Linked DNA regions of Homo sapiens: all the other regions are linked to region 2. Evidence: chromatin contacts called from ENCODE Hi-C or POLR2A ChIA-PET data. All regions are on one chromosome and are shown on one strand. Each heading gives the region's core, a stretch centred on a gene start or an enhancer-like site at or near the end of the contact. The rest is flanking DNA. Distances are from core to core; before and after follow the strand shown. Region 1 overlaps PTP4A2 (protein tyrosine phosphatase 4A2). Region 2 holds the start of TMEM39B (transmembrane protein 39B). Region 3 has its middle 49 kb from the start of PTP4A2.

Region 1 (2,700 bases), core at 174-2,673, 160 kb after region 2:
TCGTGGGATTAGTCTTAATTGAAAGATAGCCCAAATAGGTGAATACAGAAAGAGAAAGGGATACTTGACAAAATGGTCTCCATTTGCCCAGGACCCTGTCATGCAGCCCTGTCCTTGTTAAATGGGGACATATATAATTTAGTAAGCACTTTAAAAATACTCACTGCTTGCCTTTTAATAAGCACAAAGATGGTAGTTTGTTTCTGTTATGATTTACTAACTATTGGAGATTTCTTATCAGATAACCTTTCTCTAAAGATGTCATAACTTAGTTATCTTGAATTATAATCTTCAATTATCTGTAGAGACCAATGAGACACCAGTTGGTATGCTTTGCCAGAGTGGACTTTTAAATCATGTTGACATGTGCTGTGTCCTCTGTTACTTTGTCTTGGCTTTAATTACAGTTTTGTCTATTATGTCTAATTACTACTCTATTCAGATATCATTTTTGGGAGAACACTAGCTCTTATGACTCTGATAGAGATTTCTGTAAGTTTTTGTAAATTCAGATGTGTGCGACACTGCATTGAGAAGGGTAATTTATTTGGCAAACTTTAATTTCAATCCTGGATCATTTTACAGCAATGATCAGAATTGTGTTAACAATAGGTATATATAGTGCAGTTAGTTCAGTTAGGCCTGCCGTGTGTACTGTGTGCAGGTATTCTGTATTAGGATGTTAATCATGGAGAAAATATCAATTTAATGTAAAAGGTCATTTCTTTTCAGGATTGGCCATTTGATGATGGAGCTCCACCCCCTAATCAGATAGTAGATGATTGGTTAAACCTGTTAAAAACCAAATTTCGTGAAGAGCCAGGTTGCTGTGTTGCAGTGCATTGTGTTGCAGGATTGGGAAGGTAAACTCTTACCTTTATTACCCTTTTTGTCTGAATTCATTACCATGCCTAAGTTAGTTGAAAGTTTCACTTTGGTAGACATTTGCATATATTATACTAAATAACATTAAATTACCTGAAAGGAAAGGAAATGAGAGGAAAAACTAGTGTAATGATTTCTCAAAAGAGCCTGTTCATTTCATCTGGTTGTCTGATTCTGATGCCAGCCTGGATTGTGGGTGTTTTATTTTTCTCCCTATTTCAAGTAATCAAAAGTTCAGGTCACTGAAATTGGCAACAAAATTAAAATAATTTTAGAGTTTGATGAATCTATACATGGTTAATTTTGGACTGAGATGAATGGGAAGTTAATAGATAGCAGATATCTGAACTTTAAACTCTTGAAAGAAGATGTATGGACAAGAATTGACTTTGATCTTAAAACCTTTTCCCCTGAGCATTGCTTAGAATGGTGTTGCAACGCTGTCATCAGCAGCAGATTAAATGCCAATTTAGGATGCACACTTTGACTCAAAACATTAGTGTAGGCTGCCATTGCCTCAAGGTGGTGATTACTCAAGCTGTTAGTTCTGCTCTGCCCTTTTGTTTGCTATTTCCTTTTTTGTAGTGTGGTACTGTTTGTTCATAAGGTTAGAAGTTTTAGTCCTTATCCTGAAGGTTGAAGATAATGTTGTAACGTGAGTTGGCAGTTTTATAACTAGTAGCTATCCTAGTTTTAGGTAGCCCAAAATTGGTGCCCTGTAATGGGCTTTATAAAAACATCATTTCCTTTGTTAAATTTTTTTAAAAAGATAGAACTTCTTCTAGTCATCAATTCTTGGGCATTTTCCTAGCTCATCAAAAGGATTTTCTTGAAAACGTCTAGCACCTTTTTAGCATTTGATAAGGAAATATTAAAATCAATTGGTAATGAAAATTCTGACACATTGGAGATAAGTAATATGTTTGGTCATTTATTTTACTGTGATAATGGCTAAAGGCCAATGAAGGATTTTTGATCATATCTAGTGATGAGAGAATTTAATATATAATGTGATGTTTTAAAGAGTAAAGATTTCTTAAGGTTTAGAATTTAGTGCTTTACTAAAAGTAGATAATCAGGCTGGGCGCTATGGTTCACGCCTGTAATCCCAGCACTTTGGGAGGCGGAGGCAGGCAGATTGCTTGAGCCTAGGAGTTCAAGAGCAGACTGGGTAACACGGAGAAACCCCGTCTCTACTAACTATTAAAAATCAAAAATTAGCTGGGCATGGTGGCGGGCACCTATAGTCCGAGCTATTTGAGGAACTGAGGCAGGAGGATCACCTGAGCTTTGGGAGGTTGAGGCTGCGGTGAGCCGTGATTGTGCCACTGCACTCTGGCCTGGGTGATAGAGCGAGACCCTGTCCCCTGCCCCGCCAAAAAAAAAAATCATAGAATTAATGATGATGAGATATATTTACTGTATTAGGCAGATACCAGCTACTTTAGTATACAGGAAAAAGAAAGCTCATGCGTTGCATTGGTAATATGCAGTTACAGGTTTTTAAAAATCCTTTCACTCCAAGACTTATGGATACTTACATACAGGTTTCTTTCTGCAGGGCACCTGTGCTGGTTGCACTTGCTTTGATTGAATGTGGAATGAAGTACGAAGATGCAGTTCAGTTTATAAGACAGTGAGTATGAAGTTTTTGTGTTCAGAAACACAGAAAGCAAGATCATGCATGAGGAAGGAATTATGGAAGGGATATTCATTTATAGTATGGGATAATTTGCTTTTTTTGGCTTGAAGTATTATTTGAAGATGTAAAAAATTTAGAGCAAGTGATAGAGACTCAGTACAGCTGGTTTCCAG
Region 2 (2,700 bases), core at 195-2,694:
TATGTCACAGTATCGTGGCTGGGTCGTGTGCTCTCAACTCTGGTACACATTGGGCCCCATTCAGACATAAGTTTCTGGAGGCCTATAACTCTGGGTAACTTTGGGACAGCTTTTTCATCCAGGGCCCCATGATTCAGCTCAAAGGGCATTCTGGGATCTCATGGGCAGGACCCAGGGCCTAAATAAAGGGTCAAGGATATGGCTGGGAGAATCCTGTGGCTGTGGACTGAAAAATTGGACCTACTAGGCTGAGCAGTCTAGCCCAAGCTCCCACGCACCACTTCGCACAAAAGTTCTGCACAAAGCTCCTAAGCACCTAAAAAAGTCACAACCTGACTGGGTGTGGTGGCTCACGACTGTAATCTCAGCAATTTGTGAGGCCGAGGCGGGAGGATCGCTTGAGACCAGGAGTTGGAGACCAGCCTGGGCAACATGGCGAAACCCGGTCTCTATTAAAAAATATATATACATACATATACATATTTTTAAAAAGTTATAACCTGTTCATACCTCTTCACAGTAACACAGCAGCCTCCATTCACATACACCCCACGCCGTAGCATCTCAGCTCGGAAGCGTTTCCCACACTTCGGAGCCAATTTTGGGCTTGGATGTATGCCCAAAATTATAAACCTCCACAAGTCTCTAAAAAGTACCTGGCGAAGAGCTCTGCCCTCCATAAACCCCCAGACCAGAAGCTCTGTTCATACGCTGTTATACTTGGCTTAGAAAATCCCACACAAACACCCTTAGTCCAGTCCAGAAGCTCTGCCCACACCCACTCTCCTCTCTTTAGAAGCTCTGCACCCACATAAAGCCCCTCAGCCCAGAAGCTCCGCCTACACACAACTGTCAGCCCAGAAACCCCGCCCACAAGCCAATAAAAGCCCTCTCAGCCCAGAAGCCCCACTCCAGAATGGGCTCCCTCAGTCGGAAGTCTCCCCGCTCCACCGCCCCCAGTGTAACCCCTCCAACCCAGAAACGCCGACTGCACTAGCGCCCCCTGCCCAGAATCTCCACCCTTAGCGCTGAAGCCACGCCCACTGGTAAGTCCCGCCCCCCTTTCTAGCCCCGACGAGCTGGTCCTCACGAAAGCCCAAGCCCCCACAGGGCTTCGTCTTAGAAGCCCCGCCCACCGTCCAATGTCCCGCCCCCACAACAGAGGCCCCACCCCGCAAAACGACAGGAGGGGGCGGGATCCCGTCTGCGCTCGCATCCCCTCCCCCTCCCGTCACCGGGCTCCTGTCCGCGTGGAGCAGCAATTAGCAGCCTGGCCATCCTAACCCGTGCGCCCGCTCGTTGCCAGGCCGAGCCTGAGCCGCTCTGCTCACCCATCTCCTCCCCCCGGTGCTCTCCGCTTCGCCGCCGCAGCTCCTGCGGGCAATATGTCGGAGGCGACGGCGGCCGGGAGAGGACTAACCGCCGCAGCCCAGTCCCGGGTATCAGCCGCGCGCTCCCGCCGCGCCGCTACATTTGCATACAAGGCGGGCTGGAAGCTGGCGCGCGCTTCTTAAAGGGGCCGCCCGGACGGAGGCGGTGCCTGCGCGCTCTTTGTCTCTCGGTCCCCCACGCCCTTCCTGCAGCTGCTGGTGAAGAGACTCAAGAGGGAGGGGAACGGAACCCACCTCCTGCTCTTCCCGTGCGTGTCTTCTCTCAGCATCTCCTGGACCGGGGCGGCGGCGACCGGAGGAGGGTGCGGAGCCGCCTCTCCGCTCCCCTAGGGGTGGACCATATCCCTGACCGGTCCGCAGGCACCTCCAGCCCAGCCCCACGTTGCGCTTCATCCTTCTCTTAGGCCTCACTGCGCTTTAGTCCACCCCAGTCAAAATCCAGGAGTCATTTCCTCCCTCCCTCGGCCCCCACATCCGATCTTTGCCTTAGTCTTTGTGAGCCTAAGTCCTAAATATTTCTCACATTTGACGTTACTCACCGTTCTCATTGTCAACACCGTGGTTCAGATCCTGACTGCCATTTCCCAGCCTTGCAATCTTGTTTTTTTATGCTTTACGATGAGGCTGCTGATGGTCACCGTGTAGGTTTCGGTGAGGGTTAAATGAAATAGAGCATGCAGAACTGAGTCTGTTTTAGTATTAGCCATCACGATGTTTGGAGAAGCATTGACTAAATGAGCTACATTTATTGTCATTAGGATTCTTCCCTCACAAGACCTACAAGCAGTTTTAGTCATCTTGTAGCTCCATTGCTTAGCACAGTGCTTGGCACTTAATAGCAGTATTCAATTAATTGAATGAATTAGTAGATATTTCATTAATAGTCATAGAGCTTACAGTCAAGTGGGAGGAGATAGACATGAACAAAATTGGTAAATTCTGTAGTATGTTAGATGGGAATGGTGTGAAGGAAAAACAGGAAAGGGGGATGGGGTTGCAGTTTTAAATAGGGCAGGCAGAGCAGGCTTCAGAGTTGACTTGAGTAAACACATGAAGGAAATGAGTGAGTCAGTGGTGCAGATTTCTGGAGAAAGGGGGCATTTCAGGCAGAGGGAATAGTTAGTGCAAGGTCCCTCAGGCAGGAGGGTGTATTTATTTTATTATTTTGTTTTTTGAGGGGATGGAGTCTCTGTTGCCCAGGCTGGAGAGCAGTGGCTCGATCTCGGCTCACTGCAACCTCCACCTGCTGGGTGCAAGCGATTCTCCTGCCTCAGCCTCCCAACAAGCTGAAATTACAGGCGTGCACCAC
Region 3 (2,715 bases), core at 182-2,681, 180 kb after region 2:
TGCCCAGGCTGGTCTTGAACTCCTGGACTCAAGCAATCCACCCATCTCGGCCTCCCAAAGTGTTGGGATTACAGGCGTGAGCCATCGAACCCATGCAGTGTCCTGATCCTGGTTCAATGCAGCCTCGATCTCTCCAGACTCAAATGATCCGCCCACCTCAGCCTCCCGAGTAGCTGGGACTACAGATTCAGGGCATCACGCCCAGCTAATTGTTTTATTTTTTATAGAGATGGGGCCTTGCCATGTTGCCCAGGATGGTCTTGAACTCCTGGCCTCAAGTAATCCTCCCACCTTAGCCTCCCAAAGTGCTGGGATTGCAGGCATGAGCCACCACACCCCACCCATCTTCACTTTTTACTCTGGTACCAAATCCAGATTGATCCAGTCATTCATTTATCCATCTGTTGAACTTTCCGGCAAATATTTAATAGAACAGCTGCATAGTATATTGGGTAAGAGCACTGGAGCCTGAAGTCAGCCTGCCAGGCATCAGATCCTGGCTCTGCCATTTAACTAGCTTTGGAAACCTTGGGAAATTTGCTTGCCCACTCTGTGTTTCAAGGTTTTTTTTTTTTTTGACAGAGTCTCACTCTGTCATCCAGGCTGGAGTGCAGTGGTGCGATCTTGGCTCACTGCAACTTCTGTCTCCTGGGTTCAAGTGATTCTCTTGCCTCAGCCTCCCACATAGCTGGGATTACAGGTGTGTGCCACCACACCCATCTAATTTTTGTATTTTTAGTAGAGACGGGGTTTCACCATGTTGGCCAGGCTGATCTCAAACTCTTGATGACTGTCTTCTTATAAGGACAACAGTTATAGTGAATTAAGTGTCCACCCTACTCTAGTGTGATCTCTTCTTAACTAATTACATCTACAATGACTCTATTTCCAAATAAGGTCACATTCTGAGGTACTGGGGGTTAGGACTTCAACATAGCTCTTTTGGAGGGACATACTCTGCTATAGTCAGAATGTTTGTGTTCCCCTCAAATTCATATGTTGAAATCCTAACTCCTAAGGTGATGGTATTAGGAGGTGGGGTCTTTGGGAAGGCAGAACACTCATGATTGGGATTAGTGCCCTTATAAAGAGACCCCAGAGAGCTAGCCTGGCCCTTCTACTATGTGAGGACATAGTAAGAAGGCACTATCTGTGAACCAGGAAGTGGGCCCTCACCAGACACTGAGGCTGTCAGGGCCTTGATCTTAGACATCCAAGCCTCCAGAACTATGAGTAACAAATTCTGTTGTTTATAAGCCACCCTGTTATAGCAGCCCAAATGGACTAAGACAGCGTTCAATGCGTAACAGGCAGGAACTCTGATACAGGAATCATATCTGCTTTCTGACCTTGTGTGGCTCACAGTCTAATGTGCGGCAGTTGTTAATGTCTTACTTCCTGTCCCCGCCCACCGCGACTGTCTTAGTTCCTTTTGTCTCACAACAGCCTCCTGAGTAGACCCTAGTCTGGCCCCACCATAGTGCATCCTCCATGGGGTGTCAGAGTGATCTTTCCAACACATAGGTTGATCATGGCACCTCCTTCTGAAGCTCCCTGGGCCTTCAGGTAAAGGTTTAGCATGAAAAATCCTTCTAGTTCTAGCTCCTTCCTGCTTGTCTGCACTGAACCTTATACCACAGCCCAGAAAACTGTTTGTAGTTCCCTGATCATATTCTTCTTCTTCTTCTTTTTTTTTTTTTTTTGAGATGGAGTTTTGCTTTGTTGCCCAGGCTGGAGTGTAATGGCGCAATCTCAGCTCACTGCGACCTCTGCCTCCCAGGTTCAAGCGATTCTCCTGCCTCAGCCTCCTGTGTAGTAGCTGGGATTACAGGCGCCTGCCACCACACCTGGCAAATTTTTGTATTTTTAGTAGAGACGGGATTTCACCATGTTGGCCAGGCTGGTCTTGAACTCCTGACCTCAGGTAATCCACCCATCTCGGCCTCTCAAAGTGCTAGGAATACAGGCGTGAGCCACCACGCCGGCTATATTTTTTAAAATTTAAAATTACTTCCTTAGGCACAACTCAACAACAAAAAGACAAACAACCCAATTTAAAAATGGGCAAAGACTTGAGTAGACATTTCTCCAAATAATATATATAAATGGCCAAAAGCACATGAAAAGATGCTCAATGTCATTAATCACTAGATTAATGCGAATAAAACTACAATGAGATACCACTTCATACCCACTAGGATGGTTATAATAAGAAAAGTAACAAGTGTTGGCGAGGATGTGGAGAAGGAGAAATTGGAACATTGCTGGTGGGAATGTAAAATGGTGCAGCTGCCGTGAAAACAATTTGGCAGGACCTCAATAAGCTAAACATAGAATTCATAGAATACTGTCTGACCCAGCAGTTCCACTTCTAGGTATGTACTCAGAAGAATTGAAAACAAGTGTTCAATTGATGGCTCACGCCTGTAATCCCAGCATTTTGGGAGGCTGATGCGGGAGGATCACCGAGGTCAGGAGTTCGAGACCAGCCTGACCAACATGGAGAAACTCCATCTCTACTAACAATACAAAATTAGCTGGGTGTGGTGGCACATGCCTATAATCCCAGCTACTCAGGAGGCTGAGGCAAGAGAATCGCTTGAACCCGGGAGGCGGAGGTTGCGGTGAACCGAGATCACACCATTGCACTCCAGCCTGGCCAACAAGAGCAAAACTCCGTCTCAAAAAAAAAAAAAAAAAAAAGAAAAACAAAAA

The links. A loop is a pair of places that touch in the nucleus more often than their neighbours do. ChIA-PET counts read pairs that join two places held with the same protein, here RNA polymerase II (POLR2A). Pooled maps may share reads with other maps.
Region 1: a loop to region 2 is called in a pooled map, with 2.2 times the contacts of the local background. The contact joins the enhancer-like site here to the promoter of TMEM39B in region 2. A Hi-C loop is called at or near these places in 1 of 168 maps with a recorded cell type or tissue (gastrocnemius medialis), 1 of 37 single-sample maps with no recorded cell type and 4 of 50 pooled maps. POLR2A ChIA-PET finds 5 or more read pairs at or near these places in 6 of 52 experiments (GM12878, IMR-90, MCF 10A and 3 more).
Region 3: a loop to region 2 is called in a map of naive thymus-derived CD4-positive, alpha-beta T cell, with 5 times the contacts of the local background. The contact joins the enhancer-like site here to the promoter of TMEM39B in region 2. A Hi-C loop is called at or near these places in 1 of 168 maps with a recorded cell type or tissue (naive thymus-derived CD4-positive, alpha-beta T cell) and 8 of 50 pooled maps. POLR2A ChIA-PET finds 5 or more read pairs at or near these places in 7 of 52 experiments (AG04450, CD4-positive, alpha-beta memory T cell, CD8-positive, alpha-beta memory T cell and 4 more).

Annotation. Positions count from the first base shown.
Region 1 is chr1:31,909,859-31,912,558 of GRCh38, reverse strand. It overlaps PTP4A2 (protein tyrosine phosphatase 4A2), which reads left to right. Exons shown (of 6, transcript NM_080391.4): 4 at 733-863; 5 at 2,447-2,521. Among named protein-coding and RNA genes, the nearest start is that of PTP4A2, 27 kb to the left of the region's middle. Within about 2 kb of position 1,423, at least 2 of the 41 ENCODE cell types and tissues checked have a DNase peak (open chromatin) inside an H3K27ac peak, as active enhancers do.
Region 2 is chr1:32,071,683-32,074,382 of GRCh38, reverse strand. It overlaps TMEM39B (transmembrane protein 39B), which reads right to left and starts at 1,444. Exons shown (of 9, transcript NM_018056.4): 1 at 1,332-1,444. The coding sequence starts at 1,335. RefSeq lists an enhancer at 1,440-2,045.
Region 3 is chr1:31,888,072-31,890,786 of GRCh38, reverse strand. No RefSeq gene overlaps it. Among named protein-coding and RNA genes, the nearest start is that of PTP4A2, 49 kb to the left of the region's middle. RefSeq lists enhancers at 1,103-1,252, 1,543-1,592. Within about 2 kb of position 1,431, at least 21 of the 41 ENCODE cell types and tissues checked have a DNase peak (open chromatin) inside an H3K27ac peak, as active enhancers do.